3 separate regions of the Mus musculus genome follow, and all the other regions are linked to region 3. Evidence: chromatin loops called from intact Hi-C (ENCODE). Cell type or tissue: gastrocnemius. All regions are shown on one strand.

Region 1 (8,000 bases), 160 kb after region 3:
AAGAAGGGAAGGGCCATACAGGAACCTACCCAGAAGGCCTTGCACAGGGGTTAATTTTCTGAGACCACTGGATATAGAGTGTGTGTGTGTGTGTGTGTGTGTGTGTGTGTGTGTTGCACAAGTGGGTGTGAACATGTGTGGATATGTGTATTCGGAGCTCATAGGGCAACATTATGTGTCAACCACTCTCCCCTTATTTTTTGAAGCAGGGTCTCTCACTAAACATGGAACTCAGTACTCTGTCTAGATTGGATGGCTAACAAGTTCCATGGGTTCCTCCTATCTCCACCTCTTCAAGGCTAGGATCACGGGCATGTGCCATCATAGCCAATGTTTTACATGGGTCCAGAGGGTTGGAACTTGGGTCTTCATCTATACTTCAGTGTCGCCTTAGTTTGCTTTATGATGCTGTGATAAATCATTGACTAAAAGCAATTTGGAGGAGGGGAAGAAGGGAGGAAGAGAAGGAGGAAGGGAAGGAGGAAGGGAAGAGCTTATTGGGTTACAGATCACTGTCCATCATCAGGGGAAGCCAGGACAGAAGCTCAAGGCAGGGACCTAGAGACAGGAACGGTAGCAGAGACCATGGAGAAGTGCAGCTAACTGGCTTGCTCCCTCTGGCTTGTTCATCTACTTTTCTTATATAGCTCAGGCCCAACAGCCTAGGGATTGCAACACCCACAGTGGGCTGGGATCTTCCACATCAATTAACAATGGAGAAAATGTACCACAGGTAAACCCACAGGCCAGTCTGAAGGAGACAGTTCCTCAACTGAGGCTCCCGCTTTCCAGATGTGTCTATGTTTGCACCATCTTCCCAGCCTGTCTGAAAATCCTTACCATCTGCACAGGCCCTGGTATTCTGCACCAGGCCCCTCAGCCAAGGAGTGACCTATCTGGTCATGCCCTTGCTCCAGGGGAACTCGCCGCTGCCTGTGTATCTGCCCCATATGGAACTTAGGCATTGCTCTCTACCTCTCTTCTTTTCAACAGTTTGGTCCTTTGCATTCATCACTGCTCAAGGCTGGCATATGTGTTCCCTTCACTTAACTGTGACCAAAATGCCCAATAGATACAATTAGGGAAGACGTGGCCGGGCAGCTCAGATCATGCGGTGTGTGGTCGAGACTATCACAGTGAAGCAGAGATTGAATGAGGCCTGAAGGAGGGGCCAGACATAACCCTAGTGACACACCTCCTCCATCGAGGCCTCACCTGAGGTTCCTCAAATAGTGCTGCCAAGTGTATAACAAGTGTCAAAACACAAACCTGTGGGACACTTAGGACTCAACCATAACAGGATATAGAGCCTGTATCCCCAGGACCCTACTCCTAACCCAACACACGCTGAAGCCCAGGATGGGGGGGGGGGGGAGGCAACCACAGACACAGGCCCTGTTAGCTGTAGCCCAGCCTTGGACCAGGGTCCTTGAGTCTTCCTGGTTTTCCAACAATAAATCCACCCCATCCAACGGATAAGCAGGGTTCGAAGTCCATCCTGTCAAACTCTGGCAGTTTTCTCCTTTGGCCACCTTAGACTATTCCATGGTGACCTCAAAGGCTCTGTCCCAGCTTCATTTCTAACACCAAGTCCACACCCTCAAGGAGACTCCCATGGGAAGAGAGAGGCTGACTAATGGCTACTGTGTCACAGTGACAAGAAAACGTAGCTAAAGGAGTGAGTACTGCTTCCCCTCAAGCTCCATCGCGGCTTCTCTGTGACCCTCACCAGACTGAAGGTCTGTCCTGACCACATGTCCAGGAGCACCCCCCTCAGCATGGGAGACATGGCAGCTCCTTGTCTGTCAGTATTGGATGGGTTAGTGAAATAAAGAGAGAAAGCTGTCTAGTCCTATTTGGGGAATCAGAGGGCAGGCATGCAGAGAAGCTATGGGGGCCAGGGCGGGGATCAAGAAGTGAGAGATGGGCCCCAAATAGACACCCTGTCGGCCTAGCAGCACCTGAAGAAGCTGGCCTTCTCTGCCTTCATGTCTCTGTGTTGGAATAATGTAATCCAGACTTTAAAAGGTACACCTCTGCAGCAGGGAAGAAGGCTCGGCTCTTACGATGCTTGCTGCTCTTGAACCTGGATTTGGTTCCCAGCACCCACATCAGACAGCTCATCACTGCCTGCAATCTCAGACCCAAGGGATCTGGTGCTCTCTTCTTGCTTCCACAGGCACCTGTACTTACACACCACACCACACTACACCACACACACCACACACACATACACATACACCACACACACACGTGTACATACACACCACACACACACACACACACACACACACACCACATATATACTCTGCGCGCATACACACACCCTACACATACACACAAACACACCACACATGCCATACACCATACTCACACACAAACACGATGGGAGTGACAGACATCATACACACGGGCATGAAACACACATATAATCCCCTACACTAAGAGCACACACATTACTGCACATGGGAACAAGCACAGGCACCCCCACATGCACGAACCACACAGCCCCACAAGACTAGCACTCTACACACACATACCCTACTCATACAGCCCCCACACTACACACACACACACACACACACACACACACACACACATACCACACACACACATGCACCACACACATACACCCCTACACACACACACCACACATACACCCCACATACCACACAGCACACACACACCCCACATACCACATACCACACATATATCCCCTCACACCACACACACACCCTACTCATACAGCCCCCACACTACACACACACACTTACATACACCACACACACCACACACATACACCCCTACACACACACCACACACACACACACACACCACACACACACATCATACATACACCCCACACCCCACACACACCACACATATACACCACACACACACACAAGGAAAGGCAGTCAGATGCCTGGCCTTCCCCTCTACCCACTACAAGTCTCTCAATAGAAGCAAGGGGGAATCTGTGCCTTACCCATGGCTCAGGATCTACCAGATCCACCAGTGTCACTGTCCCCAAGGGCAATCTCCCTGCTTCCCAGTGGAATGATTGTCTAAAGAAGCAGCCTTAGAGTCCTGTCCCTGTCCTGCCACAGAACCCAGTGCTCACCCTTCTGTGGCCCCCTGCTGGACAGCAGAGACATGGCCCCGCCTCATGGCCTATGAATCACTCTGTCTGACCTAAGCTGTGAGGGTCAGGCGTGGGGAGGAGAGCCAGTCCAGTCTTGTAAACTGTCCGGGGAGCTATGACACCCTGCAGAGTGCTGGTTCCGGAGGACCTGTGCCATGGTCTGCTGTGATGTGGGCCAGGAGCCAAGGTCAGCTTCTGCCCTGGGCTCTGCCATCTGTGCGGTGCCCTCTGGGCTTCTCTGATTTTGTAACCTGGAACGGTGGGCTAGCCACGCAATCTTAGAGTAGAGCAAAGAGCTGAGTTATCATTGTCCCCTCATGTGATGAGTAGTTTTCATTCTTGACATGGGCCAGAAAGGTGTTGGGACCACTGGACTGCCTGCCATCCTTGGCTTTGCTTTAGACAAATCTCCCATGTCCCCTCATCCTGGCCTGAATGGGGACCTTCCCGTCGTCTCTAGTGGTGACCATGGCTCATGGCTGGCTCTGTCATCTCTCACTTACACGGCAGGCCCCATAGCTGCTACTGAGTCAGGCAGGTCTTACAACCTGTTTGGACGGGGGCCACTGAGGCGTGTCCAGGCCCCATGGGTGCTACAGGAGCCAGAGTCCTCCCTCCTTCATGTCCCTGCACTGTCTGCTCCCATGTCAAGGAGAGTCAAAGGCTATGCCTCACTGGCAGCTGACACAAGCCAGGTGATACTGACTCAGAGCAGGCACTTGTTTCTCCCAATGGCTGCGGTGCCCCTGCCCATCCTGCAGAATGTCACAGCCTGTTTCTCATGACCAGAAATGGCCCACTTGAGGAGCATTAGGACAGACCCAAGTCAGTTCTGTAAATAATTGTGTAATGAGGGAATGAAGGAGAAAAAAGCAGGGGAAATGGGGGGGCACTGCCTTGGGTGGGGAGGAGGCAGGGGAGCACTGCCCTGGGTGGGAGGAGCACTGATCTGAGTGGGAAGGAACACTGATCTGGGTGGGTGGGGAGCACTGCCCTGGGTGGGGAGGAAGCTTTTCTAAGCTGTATGGAAGTCAGTCATTGTGTGCAGGTGATGCATCTGGTGCCCTCTGTGTCCCAGGACCGAGTAGGATATATGGATGAGTGCACAGGGAGTGTACTGACCACAGAGCTCAGGGCATAGCAGGCCGACAGGCATGGTTCAGTGACGGGGCTCCGCAGCCTTAGGAAAAGGAGATGACGCTGTGTTGGATGCAGCTTTAGGGACAGGGAAACCACTGCTGAGGTCTGTGGCACTCTAGGTGGTCCAAGGGTGCTAGAGAAAAAGGTGTCCATGATGTGAAAGTGCCATCTCTGGTGCCTGGCCCTTCCCAGTGTGTGCTAGTGGCCCTCAATATATGCAAACCAGTACTATGAACCATCTAAGTATGAGCGAGACACCCAAGAAGCCTAGAGGTAGGACCTTTCCCAGGACACTCTGTGTCCTGCAGGCCCGCCTACCTGGTTCTCTCTCCTGGAGAATTCATATTCATGTCTGACACTGCCTGGTCAGGCTGCATCTCCTCACATGCGCTCTGTTCACAGAGCGGTAATGAGGGCTAAAGTGGGGTTCTTGACCCCTGATGTGCTCGTTGGGCTTGGGAGGCTCAAGAAAGAACCCAGGCTTGGCTTGGCTGTGTCTGCTGTTGTTGGTTCCACTTGAGCCCAAATGTCATCAGGGCCCAGGTAACAGTTCAGGACCTGACACCAAGCTGGACACAGCATCCTGGAATTTGGCGTGCTTGACATGGTGGCTAATGTCTTCTGCTTGGCCATGGGACAGACTGAAGGAAACATGGAAGAGGCCAACCAGGAAGCGGTGGCCCTGTCAGTGTCTCCAGTACGTGGCAGATGTCAGACCCACATCTGTGTGCTCTTAGCCTCTCCATTAGGACCACAGGGATCCATCCCTCTGAGATCAGAGACAACACTTGTGAGATGAGAATGAGAACAAGGGGAGAAGGCGGGGCCGGCTGAGCTGGGTGCCACAGGATGAGGGACCAAGGTCCTGAAAGCAACAGTACAGAAAGGTTGAGCTGGCGAGGAGGCTCCAGCAACACTCTGCACTGGAAGAATGCATGGGCTAGCCTCTGCCACTGTTGATGGGTGGGAGGAGGGGGCATGAGATACGCCCAGGCACCTGCGACTATGTCAGGTACTGTGCCTTTGATGGGACGATATAAGCCTGGCGGGGCAAGGCTGGACCTGAGGAGCTAAGTGTATGTGGTCAGTAATTCCCACAGGCCACACAGGCAAAGGCTGCCCGGCACCTGCTTCAAGAAGCTGTCTCAGGAAATGTGGCTGGCTCACTGGCTTTCTGCACAGCCAAGGGCGAGGAGCCTGGAGATGGGCCTGGGCAGCCTGTACTTTCTTCTCTAAACGGAAGAGGTTCAGCCCAAGGCCTTTGAGGACATTCCATAAATATCCCAGTATCTCCTGCAACCCAAGAGGAATGAATCCGAACTCTGCCAGCCCCCAGATAAGCACAGAGACCTGGGTGGCACTGCCACAGCCCACAGATAAGGTGGCACTGCGGTACCTTGTTTTGTTTCTGCTGTTATCTGATACATTCTTATTATTGATGCCACACAAGGGGGGGCATTCCCTGACAGAGACACTCCGGTGCCCACCCAGGCTGAGGGGCAGCTCTGGCCATGGAGCCCTTGGCCTCTCCTCTTTCAGGCCCCTCCTTGGTACTTGTGTACTGAGGGCTGGCACCTGCTCCCAAAAGGTTGTGTGGGTGCCAACGGGAAGGTATTTCCAGAGATGCCCTGGCGCTTTGAAGTTGGCTGGGTCAGGGATGACCCTGAGACAGGACACCTTTATCCCCTTCCTCCTGGAGCCCTTGTGGGTCCTGAGAGGCCAGGAGGACATGACAGTTGGGATGCTGAGTCATTTCTTGCAGTAGCTTGCTTAGAAAAGGGATCCTGAACACCATAGCATCTCACATCCAACTCCTGAGCCCCCGACTCAGCCCCTCTGGGGGTTGAGGCAATGACACCCCTCTGGCTTAGGGTGGGGCTCTGTCATGGCAGCTGGAAAGCCCATGATGGACACAGGCCCTGTGAGAACAAAGCTCAACCCACTGGACAAAAGTTTCCTTCATTTAAGACATCTCCCCAAAGGTCCCCAAAGGTCCCATCTCTCAGTAACCAGACGGACACTTCACCCTGTCTTTTGGAAGGACCATCGCAATCCTAAGAACCTGCCCTATTTTGATTGAATGTGCCCAGCCTGCAGGCCACGTGCCCATATCCAGACCTGGGATGTGCAGTCTGGTCTTCCTCTCTGCTCGCAAGCCCTTCCTCCCTTGGCTCCAACTCTGGACCAACCGCTCAGCTGAGGAGAGGTACTATGCAGGTGTGTATGTAGGTCACTACACAATCAGGGTGGCTTCTGAGCCCCTCTATGGCACTCCAAAGACAGGACTAGGAAGTTGGCCAAGAGTCCTCCTCTGCCTCCAACAGCCAATTGATACTCACACAGTATCTAACAGCATCCACCAGGGGCATCAGTGTGGACCAGGGACACTAGTGCTAAGCTGGAGGAATATGCTTATGTGGCCCCATCTGCTGGTGTGCACCCTAATCTGGTGAATGCCCTATGCACAAATGCTTCTCATCTGGCTTTGGATGGTTTGTTAGATATCCATAAGCTTTTCTGGAAGTTTCCTTAGATCCCTCAGGCAGCATGGTAGGAGGACAGATGTACTCACAGCTAACATGTATCCCCTGCTCTGCAGACATCCGATATGGACTCCCCTAAGATTGTACTTCTCAAGGATAGTGGTCCATCTCAGTGGGCTTTGTTCTCAGGCAAACAGGGGGCTGAGCATCTTATCCAAGCCATGTTCCTAGTGTAGTTTTGGGGAGTGGGTACTTCGTATGTAGTCTCTAGATGGATATGATAGAGAGGTGGTGGCTGGATGTGGCTCTCTGGCAGGTGAGCTGGGTGGATGAATAATTGGTGAATGGGTAGGTGTGCGAGCTGATAAGTGGGTAGATGGGTATATGGTGGACAGTGAGTTGACAGACAGGTGAGAATAACAGTCACCTGTACTGGCTAGTTTTGTGTCAACTTGACACAGCTGGGGTTATCACAGAGAAAGGAGCTTTAGTTGAGGAAATGCCTCCATGAGATCCAACTGTAAGGCATTTTCTCAATTAGTGATCAAGGAGGAAAGGCCCCTTGTGGGTGGGACCATCTCTGGGCTGGTAATCTTGGGTTCTATAAGAGAGCAGGCTGAGCAAGCCAGGTGAGGCAAGCCAGTAAAGAACATCCCTCTGTGGCCTCTGCATCAGCTCCTGCTTCCTGACCTGCTTGAGTTCCAGTCCTGACTTCCTTGGTGATGAACAGCAGCATGGAAGTGTAAGCTGAATAAACCCTTTCCTCCCCGACTTGCTTCTTGGTCATGATGTTTGTGCAGGAATAGAAACCCTGACTAAGACAGTCACCTAACTGTGATAGCTAAAGCATTCTGTGTGCCCAGTGGAGTGCCACAGAAAGGCCATGACCTGGGAGAACAAGAAAATTAGCTGTCCAAGGGACACTGAAGTCTTACTTTCAGTGACAAGGAGATGACCTCTCCAGGCAAGACCAGGAACTCGGCTTCCCAGAAAACTCAACTTTGTCCTTTAGCCTCAGCACTCCTTAGCTATAGGACCACAGTAGGGGACAGAGGCAGTCTGGTGACACTGGTGGCATTCTCAGTGGTCTAGGCCATGCTGACGGGGTGTTCTGGGAAACTGCTTCTGATAAACCAGCCCCCTTGGAGGCACCGGGTGCAACAAGCTCATGCTACATGGAGACCTGAAGGCAGCCGGCTGTGAGGACCTTGGGAAGGGAGAATGTTGAGCAACCA
Region 2 (8,000 bases), 360 kb after region 3:
AGAAACCCAAAGAGACCTACCCCAATGAGCGTGTCTGCCCCTTCCCCCAGTGCCGAAAGAGCTGCCCCAGCGCCAGCTCGCTGGAGATCCACATGCGCAGCCACAGTGGTGAGTGCCCCGTGCCTGCCCTGGCCAAGCCAGGCCCTGCACTGGACTGGTGGTCAGGAAAGCTTGCTCTGCCACCATGTGCTATGCAGTTCCCCGTCCCTCCACAGCCTAGCGCAAGGCTTACCTGTGGCTATATGCACACTTAATAAAAGGCTGGGTGTGTACTTGACGCTGGGCGGCATATGACTGATGCGAACTAAAAGGGCCAGTGTTCCTTCCTTGTCACTGGGATCCATCTCTGTGTTCCAGGAGAGCGCCCCTTCGTGTGCCTCATCTGCCTGTCGGCCTTCACCACCAAGGCCAACTGTGAACGCCATCTCAAGGTGCACACAGACACGCTCAGCGGTAGGTGTGCTGGAGGGGGCCGGGATGGGGTCTCTGGGGCTAAACCTGAGCCCCAGGAACCTGACCACAACAGTGTGGCCTACAGGTGTCTGTCACAACTGTGGCTTCATATCCACCACAAGGGACATCCTCTACAGTCACCTGGTGACAAACCACATGGTGTGCCAGCCAGGCTCCAAGGGTGAGATCTACTCACCAGGGGCTGGACACCCAGCAGCCAAACTTCCTCCAGGTAAGCAGCCATACTGGAGCCTCACTGGCCCTTGGATAAGTGAAGGGGGGAGGGGCCTGTCCATAGGCATCACATGGTGTCCTTGTCAACCCTAGAACCCCAATCCCTTCTGCCTACCACATCCTACCTAGGGCCTGCCCTGGGCCTGACATGCAGCCCTGTGTTCTTGTAGACAGCCTGGCAGGCTTTCAACAGCACTCGCTGATGCACAGCCCCCTGGTTCCCGCTGACAAGGCACCCACCCCATCCTCAGGACTGGACAGTAAGGCCGAAGTCACCAACGGAGAGACCAGAGTGCCCCCCCAAAATGGGGGCAGCAGTGAGTCCCCTGCAGCCCCCAGGACCATCAAGGTGGAGGCTGCAGAGGAGCCTGAAGCCACCCGTGCCTCCGGTCCGGGAGAGCCAGGTCCCCAGGCTCCGTCTCGGACACCTTCACCACACAGCCCCAATCCAGTCAGGGTGAAGACAGAACTGTCCAGCCCCACGCCTGGCTCTAGCCCAGGGCCGGGAGAGCTAACAATGGCCGGGACACTCTTTCTGCCACAATATGTGTTCAGTCCGGACGCGGGCACAACCACCGTCCCTACGGCGCCACAGGCCTCGGAGATCCTGGCCAAGATGTCCGAGTTGGTGCACAACCGGCTACAGCAGGGTGCAGGGAGCTCCGGCGCAGCGGGAACACCCACTGGCCTCTTCTCGGGGACTAAGGGTGCCACGTGCTTTGAGTGCGAGATCACCTTTAACAATATCAACAACTTCTATGTGCACAAGCGCCTCTACTGCTCGGGCCGCCGCGCGCCCGAGGACCCGCCCACTGTGCGCAGACCCAAAGCGGCCACCGGCCCGGCCCGCGCGCCCGCAGGTGCCGCCGCAGAGCCAGACCCGTCACGCTCGTCGCCGGGGCCCGGGCCACGAGAGGAAGAGGCGAGTGGCACGACTACTCCGGAGGCCGAGGCCGCGGGCCGGGGCAGCGAGGGCAGCCAGAGCCCGGGCAGCTCCGTAGACGACGCAGAGGACGATCCGAGCCGCACGCTGTGCGAGGCCTGCAACATCCGGTTTAGCCGCCACGAAACCTACACTGTGCACAAGCGCTACTACTGCGCCTCGCGCCACGACCCGCCGCCGCGCCGGCCACCCGCACCCACGACCGCACCGGGACCCGCGGCTCCTGCGCTGACAGCGCCACCCGTGCGCACGCGCCGGCGTCGCAAGCTGTACGAGCTGCCCGCAGCTGGCGCCCCGCCCCCAGCCGCAGGCCCCGCCCCTGTGCCAGTTGTACCCTCCCCCACTGCGGAGCTGCCCTCTTCTCCGAGACCTGGGAGCGCCAGCGCCGGCCCTGCCCCCGCGCTCTCTCCGAGCCCGGTCCCCGACGGCCCCATAGACCTGAGCAAGCGGCCGCGTCGCCAGAGCCCGGATGCACCAACAGCTCTGCCCGCGCTGGCCGACTACCACGAGTGTACCGCATGTCGCGTAAGCTTCCACAGCCTCGAAGCTTACCTGGCTCACAAGAAGTACTCATGCCCCGCCGCGCCTTTGCGCACCACTGCCCTCTGCCCCTACTGCCCGCCCAACGGGCGCGTTCGCGGCGACCTGGTTGAGCATTTGCGCCAGGCACACGGCCTGCAGGTGGCCAAGCCAGCGGCCAGCCCGGGCGCTGAGCCCCGCACACCTGCCGAGCGTGCTCCGCGCGACAGCCCCGACGGCCGCGCACCACGCTCTCCTTCCCCTGCTCCCGAGAATACGCCTTCTGACCCAGCAGATCAAGGCGCTCGGACACCCAGCAAGGGCCCGCCAGCTCCTGCTCCTGCGCCGGGTGGTGGTGGCGGCCACCGCTACTGCCGCCTGTGCAACATCAGGTTCAGCAGCCTGTCCACTTTCATCGCGCACAAGAAGTATTACTGCTCTTCTCACGCCGCCGAGCACGTAAAGTGAGCCTGTGGGGCCGCACCACCAGGACCCTTGACACTTAATAAAGACATTCGGTGTGATAAATTCGCTGGAGGCCCAGCCTGTTGTCTTAGATCTAGTGGGCCTCATTCCATACCCCAGCTTGTGCGGCCCTGCAAAGGGCACCCCACCGTTTCCTCCAGGACTTAGCCCGCTCCAGGGATTCAACCGCCCCTGCAGAGTTCTTTTCCTCTGCCTCTAGCTCACCCGCTGCCCTGCCAGAAAGTGCATCCAATTGCAGACTACTAGAGAGAGTGAAACCTTGTTCTTGCTGAGTCTTCGAGAAAGAGGACCAAGTCCCAAAGTGCCCCTCCCGTCACAACAGGGGTGGGTACTTATGACTACAGAGTTGGGCCTGGGTATACCCCCTGTAGTCCGTGGCTGGCCGGCTGTAGGCCACGTCTGGCAGAACCAAAGCAATGGCAGTCTAGCCATTGCTTTGGCCTCTCTGCTTGGTCCCCTGAGAAGGTGTGAACATGGCTGTTCTCCAACTCTGTAAGTCTTAACCGGCAGCTGTAGAAGCTGACAGAGAGCCCTGAAAATACCATACCCCAAGGACCCGGGCCCTGTCGGCCAGTCCACCTCTCCTGCAGCCTTCTGAGGCGGCCTGCTGATGGACCTGGGTTTACACAAGAATAAATGTTCCTGAGAGTCCATTCACAGGCCTGCCCAGTCTGGAGCATCCCTCCTGGTCTCCTCTTAAGGGCCCTTCCCAGAATGCCATGCATCCTTCCACCTTCCTGATGCTCATGCCCAAGGCCTGGCCTCTGGCCTCAGTCACTCCATAAACTCCTTTCTCCACCTTGGCAGAGCAGTCTGCCCTCCCTTGCCTTTACCATGCAGGAGGGACAGGGTCTTTCCCTGGTCCCACTGTCGGAAGCCCAACCCTGCTCAGTCTACCCTGTTCCTTAGCTATAGGGCTCTACAGATCACCAGCTCTTGCCTAACCCTCCTGCCCCTCACTCTATGGCCTGCAGTTGGTCCCTAGTCACAGACCCCAAGGTCAGTCACTATGAGCCTCTGCCTGTGTCTCCAAAGTAAACCACCCATGTCAGCTCCTCGTGTGCAGCCGACACCATAGCACTGCTTCAGTCACCATCACGTGCCCAGGAGCCTGCTTGCTAAGCCACTCCGGCTCCATTCAACCCTGCCTGGCACATTCCTCCCTTCAAGATAGCCTCAGGTCACCATGGTCTGCCTCCTCACCCCGGTGCCCTGCAGGCAGGACACCCTTCATCTCTCCCTCTGGTCCCTCTTCCAACTCTCCACTCCGTTGTATACTTCTGCTTGCCAAGCTGCTGCCGCTGCGGCTTGATGGAACCCATCTGCCCTTGTACCACCTCACGATGCTTGGCCCATGAGCATCCATGAGAACAGGGAATAACACTGCCCCCAGCCACTCACCTCTGCCAGGTGTACATCTTCCCCACGCACTGGGATTGGTCCATGGGTAGGAACATCAAGGCTCAGTGGTACCGAGCCCCTGCCAGAGCACCTTGGATAGAGTTGGGCTTTAGCGGAGTTGGCTGGGCTGCCCCCTGCCCTGGAGATCTTAAGCATGACCTCCCCAGGCCCTGCATAGGGCTCAGCTCTGTCCAAATCCACCCAAACTGACCAGGGAACGGTTGGAATGGGGGTCCCATGCTTCAGGCAATGGTTCCCCTCTGAAGACTTCATATACATGTCTTATTGGGGCAATATATACCATCCATTGGGCCTTTTGGGGACCCCCATTTAGACCTTTCTCCCTTCCCCAGCAGACTGTGACCCCACCCACCCCACCCATCAAATCCTGCTCTTGATTTCAACACTAGTGGAGACTCGGGACAGTAGAGGGCAGTATGGCTCACAGAAGCACCTGGTGGGCCTGCCACCGTGCTTAGCTAGGGTGGCCTGCCCACCACCAAGGGTATGCTACAATCCCTGAGGAAGAGAAAGGAGTCATGAGAACCCCAAGTGCACCGATGCCTCCCGGACTTCTGGAGAAGCCCTGCAGGCCTGAGAAGAAAGCTGGAAGCCGGAAGCCGAGCATTTGGGCTGGAGGCAGAGGTGGGCAGGTCCTCAGAGCATGCTTCTGTATCACCTGCCTCAGCATCACCTGCAGAGCACACTTTCTAGGCACTGGGATTTAACACTCTTTCCTAAAGCTTTAATGTCTGCACCCCTCCATGACAGGAACCTCAACATCACCAGAGTGAGCCACACTGTCAAGTTCCTGTTCTCGGTCTGACGGCTTTGACCGTAAGCTGCATGCTTTTGTTAATGCTGCTGCTGCTGCTGCTGCTGCTGCTGCTGCTGCTGCTGCTGTTTTGAGAGGAGGCAGAGTTTTGTTCTGTAGCTCAGGCTGACCTAGAACTCACGACCCCCACACCTCAGCCTCCTGAGAACTGGCATTGCTCCTTGATGCTTTATTGCTGTTTTAGCATCTAGGTTTCCATGGCAGCATCTAGCTGCCTTCCCTGAGAGCCCAGCCTTGTCTCTGCCTGGGCTCCAGTGGTCCTTCTACAGTGTGGCTCCCACTCCGGAGACACTCTTCTATTCTTGGGACTATGAGGACACACAGGTCCTTTGACCTCTTGCTCCCATAGGAAAGATGTCCCCACTCTGCCTCCCACAGGCAGATCGTCTGAATGTCACTCCAACTCTGCCACGTTTTAATGTCATGCAGAGTTTTGCAGGGATGAACTTGTATCATGTCTGTTCTCTCTCTCTGCCATTTGTCTTGCTTCCCTGGTCTCCCACGTCTCCTCTTCCACACCTATCACATTCTCTGGGTGGCTCAGGAGCAAAGCACCCACAGTGAGTTTTCTTCTCTGCCTGTTCTGAGTATTTAATTTTACTACACTCCTGCAGCCCCTGCAGACTTTTGTACCTGCACTCTGGATGCCAGAGGCCCTCTGTCGCTGCTGTAGTATGGGCTCCTGTGGAAGGCTCCTGTGGCTATTTAAACAGAGGCCTCAGGCTAGTGGCTTAAACGGTCCATGTGGATTCTATCATAGTCATGATGTACAGGAGCCCTGGGCTGTCACAGGGAGCTGAAGGACAAGGGTCGGTGGAGCGGTTCCTGCCAAAGACTCCAAGGAGAAACCTGACCTTGATTTCTGTAGCCTCTAGAATAGCAGTTCTCAACCTGTGGTTTGACCCTTAAGGGGTCAAACGACCCTTTCACTGGAGTCCCTAAGGCCATCAGAAAACACAGCTATTTACATGACAATTTATCACAGTAGCAAAATTACAGTTACAAAGCAGCAACAAAAATATTTGTTTTGGTTGGGGGCCACCACAACGCGAAAAACTGTAGGTTTTTTATTCTCCTGTTGTAACTGTTGTCTCTGAGGCTCACTAGGCCTACCCTGGAAGTTTCTAGCCTCCACACAATCTTATCTAGGCCTAGAATGTTTTCAGCCTCGGAGACTTGCTGCTGAATAAGCTCACCCTTCTAGTTCTTTCTGGGTTCTAGCTGGCTGATTTAACTCAGCTGTTCTGCTCAGAACTCTTTTCCAAGCTGACTGACTCAGTCTGGCTTCTCTCTGAGTCTCCTGAAGTGCTCTGCTTGGGCTCATACTAACTCTGGCAATTTGTCCAAATCTTCTGACTCCTCCTCATTCTCTGGCTCCTTCTGGCTTCACTGGTGTCTGGCTTGTTCCCTTTCTGCAACCTGTCTCTCTATAACTGTCTCAGTAAACCTGCCTCTTCTCTGCACTGCCCCTTAGGTAGCTTCCCTTTCCTGTCTCTCCTGAGTTGGGGGCAGAGCCTATTCTGTCAGATCTTCCTCTGATTCGTCACTTTTTCTGCCACTCAATTAGACATCACTTTCAAACATTAGTGCTTCCTTCTACAAACTAACTTTACCTTCACTGTTTGGGATTAAAGGTGGGTACTAAGGGCGTGTCTGTCTTCCTGTCGGAGAGATTAAAGGTGTGTGCTAAGGGATGAGCCACACCACAGCCAGAACCAGGTTTTTTTCAGTAAATACACAATTTGGGGGTTCACAATGTGATGAAATATCCTGCAATATCGCAGTATTAGGAAGGTTGAGAACCACTACCCTAGAAGTTTCTACATGACTTAGCTCGTGGCTCCTCCCTCTTCAGAGCCAGACTCTGCTGTCTCTCTCGCTCCCGCTACTGATCAGCCTTGTCACCCCTCACTAGAGAGTCTAGGACAGTTTATCCCAAAGTCAGCTAGGGAGGAACAGCTACTCTATGTCAACCCAGTTCTTACTTGAGATGGGCTATAGACATCTTCAAGGTCACTCTGCCACCCCACCCCACCCCCTCTGAATGCATTTGCTGCATTGTCTGAGGTGGTGTCTTAGGGTTTTACTGCTGTGAAGAGACACCATGACCAAGGCAACTCTGATAAGGACACCATTTAATTGGGGCTGGCTTACAGGCGCGGAGGATCAGTCCATTATCATCAAGGTGGGAGCATGACAGTGTTCAGGCAGATATGGGGCTGGAGAAGGAGCCAAGAAGGCAGCTAGGAGGAGGCTTTAACACACAAACACACACACAGCGACACACTTACCTACTCCAACCAGGCCACACCTCCTAATAACACCACTTCCTAACCCAAGCATAGTCAAACCATCACAGTGGGCATTGGCGAACCTAGATGCCCTGTGCATTGCCATTGCTAAGGCTCACTGTGCTGGGCTGCAGTCCAGGCTGCACAGTGGGGAAGGGGACTGAGCTAGAGCACACTGTGAAGCCCGGGCACTGTACAGGACTATACACCCACACTACTGGAGGACACTGCAGTCACATATAGAGTCCCCATTGCCCCATAGGGATAAGGCCAGTGTCCCCTTCGGTGTGTCCATTACAGCTACAGGCAGGCATGATGTGCAGTGTGTGTGTACTGACATCTCTTGCCCTACTCAGCATTAGGTCAGACTCATGCAGCAAGGCCGTGACAGAAGTGGACAGGGGTGTAGCTGGCTTGCTGTGGACAGTGACTTTCCACCTAAGCTCGCCGGGACAGAGTCCCAGCAGAGTCTGTGTACCTAGCTGAGTGTCTCTGCTCTTCCTACCCTTGTCACAGACACTGTGGCTCTCTTCATCCCTCCCAGAATACTCACTGGACAGGACAGGGAGGGCATCAAGGGCCACCTTCCTTTTTCCACCCTTTATGCCCTGGTTTCACCCCCTAACACTAAATAGGAGAGAAACAAGGATAGAAGGGAGAGAGGAATTGGGAAAATCCCTGAGTCTGAGATTTTTTTCCTTTTTTTTTTTTTTTCCTTCTTTCAGCACGACTACTAACAAACCTCAACCAACCTCAACTCTTGGAACCCAAGCCTGTATATACCCTTGGAAAAGTTCCCAGAATTCCAAACATCACACGGTCACAGAATCTATCTGCA
Region 3 (8,000 bases):
CAGTGGCAATCCGCAGAACCAACCTCAGATGCTTCTTTAGAATGTCTCCGAGGTCCGCAACATAGAACGCATCCTTATCGTCAGAGGAAGAGACTTCATTGATTTTTTGGTCCAGAATGTCCTTAGCAGTAAAGCCTTCATCAAGGATGTGGCAGTCAAACTCGTCCTTAGTAAAGCTGCTCATGGTTCTCGATGTGCTTACAGGAAACCCGGAGATGGAATCAAATTATCGCCAGCTCCTCACAAGGTCGACTTAGAAAGAACTCTGAATGCTGCCTCCTTGGAGTGGTGGAAACACTCATAGCACAGTGGCCCGGCTGGCCTGACCCATGGAGGCGCCGCCGCCAAACCCCGAGGAGCGCCCGTCCGTCCGTCCGTCTGCCCGCCGCCGCCCCGTCAGCCGCCTCTTCGAGCCCGCCGCAGACGCCGACCGGAGGTGGCGCCGAGCTGCTGGCTGAGGGCGGCCGGCGGTGGCGGCTGCAGGGACTGACCAGCAGAGGGTTTCTATAGGCAGCTGGGGCCTGGAGATGCTAGACTTAGCCTGAAGCTCCCAGACCTGCTTCTAGAAGATGTGTTGGAGGTGGTGTGAAGAATGGGGAAGTGAGACTTTCATTCCACTATTTAGGGAAAAAAAGCCACTAGTTAGTTATCTCTGAGTGTTCGAAAGCCAAGTAAAGCCCTACAGCGAAGCGCCTGCAGACCTTTAGATCCTTCGGTGCACAGAGCTATGAGCTGTTCCACACTGGGACGTTAATCATCCCTTCTGGTTCTTGACATTTGTTTTGCAGGTGACAGAAACCGCATACCCTGTGACTTCTGGACTCTTGCTGTCAGTGTGCCCCTTCCTCGTGCTCTGGATGATGTCAGAGCAGGACCTGGCGGATGTGGTTCAGATTGCAGTGGAAGACCTGAGCCCTGATCACCCAGGTACAGCCGTGAGACAGTCGATGCACTGTTGCTCTCCCTGTCTTTTCAGTATCAAAGCCACTCTGCCGGACTTCATTCCCCAGTAAAGCAGACACAGCAGAGATGCCAGCCCTGTGTGAAAATTTAAATCATAGGATGATTGCAGGGCTGCCTGCATGTGTGCTTGTGTACACACACACACACACACACACACACACACATCCACACATACTTATTTAAAAGAGTTCTGGCCATTGCTCTAGATGGCTGCTGTGTGTTGCCAAAGGAGGAGGCAAGGCAGACACAGAGCTGTAGGTAGCAGTCTCGTCTTTTCTATTGTGAGTGAGCACACAGAGGCTGGAGAAATGCACAGGCATTCAGTGAGAAAAACTGAACTAGTGACATGAAACTATTCATGGCATAAAAGTCAGTACAAATGCTGAGCACAGAATTCTGGGAAGGTGGCTGTATCAGGCCAGAGCAGTGGCTCAGTGGTTAGGAGTACTTCTTCTCTTCCAGAGGACCTGGGCTTCTTCCCACATTGGACAGCTTCCAACCACCTATAACTCCTTCTGGCTTTTGAGGGCATCCCACACGAATTGCATACATTTACTCACACACACACACACACACACACACACACACACACACACACACACACATATATATATAAATAAAAGTAAGCTTTAGGGAAATGAGTGCTCCTGTGTGAGAACAGGACTAGTCCGTGCAGGTCGCTATAGAGGTGCAGTGTGGCAGGGATAAGGTGTAACTGCTCTTAGGCTTGGTGATCATCACTTTAATACGTTGGGATGGTACTGCAGAGGTTGGCGTTAGGGTTACCTTGCTTATCTGAAAGCAGGCCTTAAAGGTCAGCAGGAACTGTTTGTGGGCGGCTCGTGAGCAGTTCAGCTTCCGTGTAAGTCAGCGTGTTGGCTGTGCTAGATTGGGGCATATGACATGCAGAGAGGGTTGTGGCTGTCAGTATGTACGTGCTCTCAGCCCCATGCAGGGAGTGGGCCAGGACCTCAGGCCAGGCCAGGTGAGGGTGCTTTGGATTTTACAGTGACGTAGCCGCAGACACACTAAACACAGTGGGGAAGCAGTCACCGATGACGGCGCCTCAGTGTGCTTTGCCCACCAGGCTCTGGGGAGTATCGATCGGGTGGTCTGATTTTGGTGGGGATGGATGAGGGAGGGCCTGATTTCTGCCTGGCTGAGGATTTTAACAAAGAAATGGCTGTGCCATTTTCATCAGCCTCAAGGTACCGGCACTGTGTTCGGCTGTAGAGGCACAGAGCCCCAAGGAACTCAGCATGCTCACTCCAGCTTCTGTCTCTGTGGTTGCTTTTCAGTTGTTTTGGAGAATCATGTCGTGACAGATGATGATGAACCTGCCTTGAAGCGCCAGCGACTAGAGATCAATTGCCAGGACCCCTCTATAAAGGTACCGTGTGGCTCCTGTGGGCACTGTGTAACTTTCTACCATCAACCTGGGCTTAGAATAGCAGAACCAACCCTCTTGCAGCTCTGCAGTGGCAGGGCCACACCTTCTGGGATTCTAAGGAGGCTCTCCCTGCCTCCTCTGCTGTGACCTATTGGTCCCAGCCTTATTACTCGAGTCCATGCCTGAGGCCTACCCTCACTCAGGCCCAGATGGGTCATTTATTTAAATACATGTGCAAAGAGCTTTTTTCCAGATGAGGCCACAGGAAGGGCCTGGCCCTGTAGTATTGAGATGCCACTGAAATGCTGCAGAAAATACAGGCCAGGTCCTTCCGGCAAAAGACAGGAGGAAACACTGGATTTGGGAGAGGACAAGCGAAGAGTCTTCCTGTGCCTGAGTAAGCCTGCCTCAGGTGGGAGGAGAGCTGAGGTCACTTGGGCCCACCCCCAAGTCCTGAGGTCACTGGGGCCCACCCCCAAGGCTGGCTGGGGTTGGAGGCTCCTTAGGCAGTCGGTGCATTGCTTCCGGACTTGCTTATTTGGGATCCAGTGTCTGCAGAACACGAGGTGAATATTATTACAGGAGAGAAGTTTATAAGAGTGACTCAGATGACACCAGTCCTTGTCATAGGCTTCTCTGTGTCAACTGTGACTTCTTAAGACACTCAGCTCACTCTGGTGACAAGAAGGTAGTGCCAGCTGAAGCTGGGAATTCAGAATCTACTCAGGCCAGAAGGGGCACCACGCACCTTTAACCCTGGCACTTGAGAGGCAGAGGCAGGCAGATCTCTGAGTTTGTGGCCAGCCTGGTGTACATATTGAGTTCTGGAACAGCCAGGGCTACATAGAAAGAAGCTATCTCAAAAAATATTGAGTGAAATCCACCTTGACAGTATCAGATCTCAAAGTAACCCGTGACCTTAACTGTAGCATAGAGCACACAGAGAAACAGACCATGGAGGAAAGCAGCTGCCTGGGGTCTGCTGGAGACACTGCATGTGTGCTGTCGCATGCAGCCGAGTGCTGTCACGGGATTGGAAGACATTCACGTACCAAATTGCCAAAGTAATTCTCACCAGACAGGTCAGGGCTGTTTGTGGGCACCTGACCCGTGGAGCAGTGTCAGGAAGAATGCTGTCTCTCTTCTCCTCTATGGGTTTGCTTGAGATGTTAGTTAGTCTGTAACAGGGATTTTCCTCTCTCAGTTGGCCACCATGTAGTTGTCATGGTGTCTGCCTGCACTGCCGACGCTGCTCCGTTGATAGCCGAGTGGACACTGGGGATGAGCTGAGCGCTGCTGCTTGTTCCCTCGCAGGCACAGCCTTGCCCCTAGAGAGCATGGTTAGCGGGGAGCGTCAGGTCTTCTCCTTAACCTTCTTCTTACTAGTGTCTTTCTGTGAAAAGAGGCCTTTAAGCCAGGGTTCAGGGTGCTGGTTAATGACAGGAAATGGAGGAGTAAGGCCCGTAGCACTGAAGAAAAGGAATCTTCTCTAAGTGGTGCTGGCTCTGGCAGAGGATGTGCTGAGTTGGGGCAGATGTGAGGGCTTTGGGTATGCAGCACTTTCCCATGGCTGCTCCTGACTGCTGTGCATAGCAGAGAAATAGAGCAAGCTCAGGGTTCTTCAGGGCCGTGCCTGGCTACTCAGAATGCTCTGACCCATGCATTCGTGCTTTGCCACACCCGGTTGTTGTTGGTGTGGTATCTGCTTCTGTGGCTGTTATGATTGTGATTCTGCTCCGTGATTCCCTTTCAAGTTAGAGCAGAGATGGCTCCCATTAACTTGGACTGGGTGCAGAGGGACACGCTGTTCTGCCTGCCTGTGCTCTGAGGTCCAGCGCTGGCCTGACCCTTTGTTCTCATAGGCTAGCACCTTCTTCCTGAGGTGCCTGAGGCTGCATTTCTCTTCCAGCCGAATCCTCATTGTGTTTTCTTCAGCGGCTGCTGGCCATACACAGTTGAATGATTTCCTGGCACCCAGAATGTTGCCTGGGAGGCCTCTCTTCACAGTAGAGTTCCTGTGTGCGCCATGTACATGGTAGCTTGTGACAGGACTGGCCCTTGGGAGAGCAAAGCCATCCTGTTGAGCTTACCGAGCACATGGCCTGCTGCTGACTTCCAGCTTGCTAGTTGGAAACTGCTCCTCTTGTGGGCCACTAGGTGGCACACTTGATATTTAGAAGGTCCCTGGAAGGGGTCATTGACAGATTTCAGTGAGGTATAGCTGTGTCCAGCCATCTTTTTTTGGTTTTCAGGGTTTGGATAGTAGTCTTATCTTTCAGCATTAGAAAAATTTTGTAGCTTTACTGTATAAATATTTGGATGAGCATAGTGACAAGCTTATTACTCCATGGCCTCAGGAAAGGTGAGATTGCAAGGGCTTATTAGACACAGAGGGCTGAATCCCTGTGCACGGCCCAGGGCTCCTCACTGAATATGTTGGCTCGGCCCAGGGCTCACTCAGCTGAAATACACTGGGTGGACTTAGGAGCCAGCTAGGGTCCTAAGGACTTGCTGCTCACAGTGGAAGACATCCTCTCTGAAGCTTTTCTGTTTTCATTTCCAGTCTTTCCTGTACTCTATTAACCAGACGATATGTTTGCGGTTGGATAGCATTGAGGCCAAGCTGCAAGCTCTCGAGGCCACTTGCAAATCTCTGGAAGAGAAGCTAGACCTGGTCACCAATAAACAGCACAGTCCCATCCAGGTCCCCATGGTGGCAGGTTCCCCACTTGGCGCCACCCAGACCTGCAACAAAGTGCGATGGTAAGTCCAGAAGACCGAGGCTCCGCAGGCCACCCTGGGAAAGCGCTCCGTGCCAGCCCAGGCGCCGCTGTTACTGATCTGCCCTCGCCCCGGATATCTGCCCTGGTGCTTCCATGGGGCTGGTTTCACTTAGACCGAAACCAAACACAGGCTCTGCTGGAACGGCCTGAGTTGCTCCAACTTTGTTTCTTGGCTTAAGCAGCTGGACTCATCTTTCCTTGCACCTGGCCATGAACTTGGCCCATGTATGTTGCTTCTTTTCTCTTTCTATCTCTGGCTGACTATTGCCTATGTTTTCTGCGGGGGTAATATTTATAATTTTTACTTGATCATAGAAAACTTTCCGTTTAGTCTGAGACTTGCCTTGTGCCTAATTTTTAAATAGGTTTGTGGCCTCCAAGAGAGCTTTGCATGGTTTGCACTCTGCTGGCTTGGAAGGTTCCATGCCTGGCTCAGTGGGATGGAAAGGTGTCTCAGAAGGGGTCCTTCTCACACTGGCTCCATAGGCAGTGTGGCATGAGACCTTGTGGGTGGCAGCACCCACCCAGTGTTCTTGATGTTCTAATTCTTTCCCAAGGTGTCTAGGAGGAAGTCCGTTCACAGTAGTGGCCTTAGCGCCATCTCTGTGCTCCAAGGCCTCCTCTTGCCTGTTAGATTTGGGAAGAGCAGAACAGTAGGGTAGCGATGCCAGCCTCAGCAGCCTAAAGGGACACCAGTGGCTTTGCTGTGGTGTAGGTGGTTGGTGGGTGCCACCCTGCCCATGTGTGCTGTAACTAGAGCAACAGTCGGTGCTTTTATGGATTCAAAGGGGTGGGTTGTGTGGGAAGGGAAAGGAGGGGTTACTTTGCTTGGTTTTGGGGTGGTCAAGAGTACCAAGTAACTGCCTGTCCTCTCTTGAGACAGTTCCTGACGACCCCAGATTCACTCTGTTCTCCCTCGGTGTCCTAGCCTCTCAGCAGAGACAGGGTTTCTCTCATGACTGGAGTGGGCTGCACAGCTCACCCCCCAGCCCCCTACATACTTGTACACACAGTGTCTGTGCAGGCTCTCTTTTGAAATGTCCCTTTGTCCCCAAACATAATGTTTGGAAATAGAGCTTTATGTTAATGGGGAGACGTGAAAGGACCGCAGTGTATGGGAGAGCATGTGCTTGAGCCTACAGGTTCAGTGGGACAGAGAGAGATGCAGCCTGGAGACAGTGGGACAGAGAGAGATGCAGCCTGGAGACAGTGGGACAGAGAGAGATGCAGCCTGGAGACAGTGGGACAGAGAGAGATGCAGCCTGGAGACAGTGGGACAGAGAGAGATGCAGCCTGGAGACAGTGGGACAGAGAGAGATGCAGCCTGGAGACAGTGGGACAGAGAGAGATGCAGCCTGGAGACAGTGGGACAGAGAGAGATGCAGCCTGGAGACAGTGGGACAGAGAGAGATGCAGCCTGGAGACAGTGGGACAGAGAGAGATGCAGCCTGGAGACAGTGGGACAGAGAGAGATGCAGCCTGGAGACAGTGGGACAGAGAGAGATGCAGCCTGGAGACAGTGGGACAGAGAGAGATGCAGCCTGGAGACAGTGGGACAGAGATGCAGCCTGGAGACAGTGGTTGCAGGCATCACCGACTGGCAGTGGAATATTCCAGAATGCCAAGTTCTTTGTGCTGTTTCCAATGAAGCAAAGTGTAGTTTTTTCTAGACTGACAGAGTAGTCGAGTTCCTAGAGAGTTCAAGTTCCATAAAAACTGCAAGGACGTCTCTGTCTGACTTCCGCCTAGGCCAGGGCTCAGAGTCAGACATGACTTCCTATGTGACTGCTCAGGGCCTGGGGCGTTCGTGGGGGAGGGCTTTGTGTTAGTTGTCTCAGGCATTGAAGGACACCTTACCCTCCTTGGTCACACCTACACTCTGGTGGCATTTTACATTGGTAGCCATGTTTGTCATACTGACTCCAGAGCTTTGGGCCTGCAGCAAACAGCAGTATTGTCCCCAGGTGAAATAAAAGAGCGGTGATCTTTGCTTCTTATAAGATACTGCCTATTCTGGGGACAGCACCTGGGCCTTTGTCACTTGTGGAACATGGTGTCTTCCGAGCTGAGGAAGTATTGACAGCATCTTTTTTCTCGGTTCTAGTTCTACCAGGTTATGGGAGCAGCAGGGGTGGAAGAGGGTGGTTTTTTGTGGCCTGACCTCAAGGGCACATGCTTTGGAATTCTGTCTGTCTGGGAGCACTGAGTGCCAAGGTCACCTAGTTGGACATTCCCAGGGGCCAGACATTTCCAAGTTCTGCTTTCCTCATTAGAAAGATGAGAGCTGGGACAGCACCTGGGTGTGGTGGTGACAGGGCCACACTATCCAGAAGGCTCTAACAGGGAACTCGAGAGCAGAACCCCAGGATCCCATCGATGGATGCATGAAGTCACTGATACAGATTCAGGAAGAGACGAGCATTGTTACACAGAACCTGGGCAGTGGGGCATAGACTGGCTTCTAGAACCATCTAAAAGGCGGCAGCATACTGAATGGGGCGGTGCTGCGTTTTGCTTACCTGCTGCCTCTGAGGAGGAGGAGCGCTTACCTAGCTGAATGACCTCTGTCCAGATCATGCACTCTGACAAAGAACTTTAAACCTTGGGCTTCTACTTGCTGGCTTTGAGTGTGACTCACAAGACTAACATAGGAGCCATCACCAGTCTTTCAGCTCTAAGGAGGCCTCGAGAGAGTGCCGAGAGATGTTCTTGAAGGTCACTGCCTCCCATTTGGAGATGCTGCAGAGGTCCAGGTCTAGTAGGAGGTGGTACCCAAGGCCTTCTGCTGGAAATCTATGTCCCCTGCTGGTCATCTGACACCCGGCTGGACACGGCTAAGGCTGCTGGGCTCCAAGGGTGCTCTT

Evidence for each region. Hi-C counts contacts between places; a loop is a spot of excess contacts. Peaks named below come from ENCODE experiments on the same cell type or tissue, not always from the same donor. Only the 100,000 strongest peaks of a DNase experiment are listed, where the experiment ranks them.
Region 1: it touches region 3 in a loop (11-fold over the local background); 12 of 42 quality-filtered maps call a loop at or near these places.
Region 2: a loop joins it to region 3, with 2.6 times the contacts of the local background. A loop is called at or near these places in 13 of 42 quality-filtered maps.

What each region holds. Positions count from the first base shown.
Region 1 is chr8:122,136,785-122,144,784 of GRCm38, forward strand. It overlaps a transcript of Zfp469 not described here. Among named protein-coding and RNA genes, the nearest start is that of Gm39268, 9.2 kb to the right of the region's middle. In gastrocnemius, CTCF peaks have their summits at 3,148 (motif pointing left) and 6,652; a DNase peak (open chromatin) is centred at 3,240; H3K27ac peaks cover 1,388 bases.
Region 2 is chr8:122,334,575-122,342,574 of GRCm38, forward strand. It overlaps Zfpm1 (zinc finger protein, multitype 1), which reads left to right. Exons shown (of 10, transcript NM_009569.4): 7 at 1-108; 8 at 358-453; 9 at 539-685; 10 at 858-3,288. The coding sequence ends at 2,617. Among named protein-coding and RNA genes, the nearest start is that of Gm46056, 6.0 kb to the right of the region's middle. In gastrocnemius, CTCF peaks have their summits at 1,852 and 4,471 (motif pointing right); DNase peaks (open chromatin) are centred at 899, 1,217, 1,969 and 7,293; H3K4me3 peaks cover 1,533 bases; H3K27ac peaks cover 764 bases.
Region 3 is chr8:121,973,639-121,981,638 of GRCm38, forward strand. Banp (BTG3 associated nuclear protein) reads left to right here. Exons shown (of 14, transcript NM_016812.4): 2 at 789-927; 3 at 2,262-2,353; 4 at 4,917-5,116. The coding sequence starts at 858. It overlaps Mir7237 (microRNA 7237), which reads left to right and starts at 4,386; the gene lies at 4,386-4,448. It also overlaps the pseudogene Gm17709. In gastrocnemius, a CTCF peak has its summit at 4,513 (motif pointing right); DNase peaks (open chromatin) are centred at 4,434, 4,779 and 5,115; H3K4me3 peaks cover 481 bases; H3K27ac peaks cover 1,402 bases.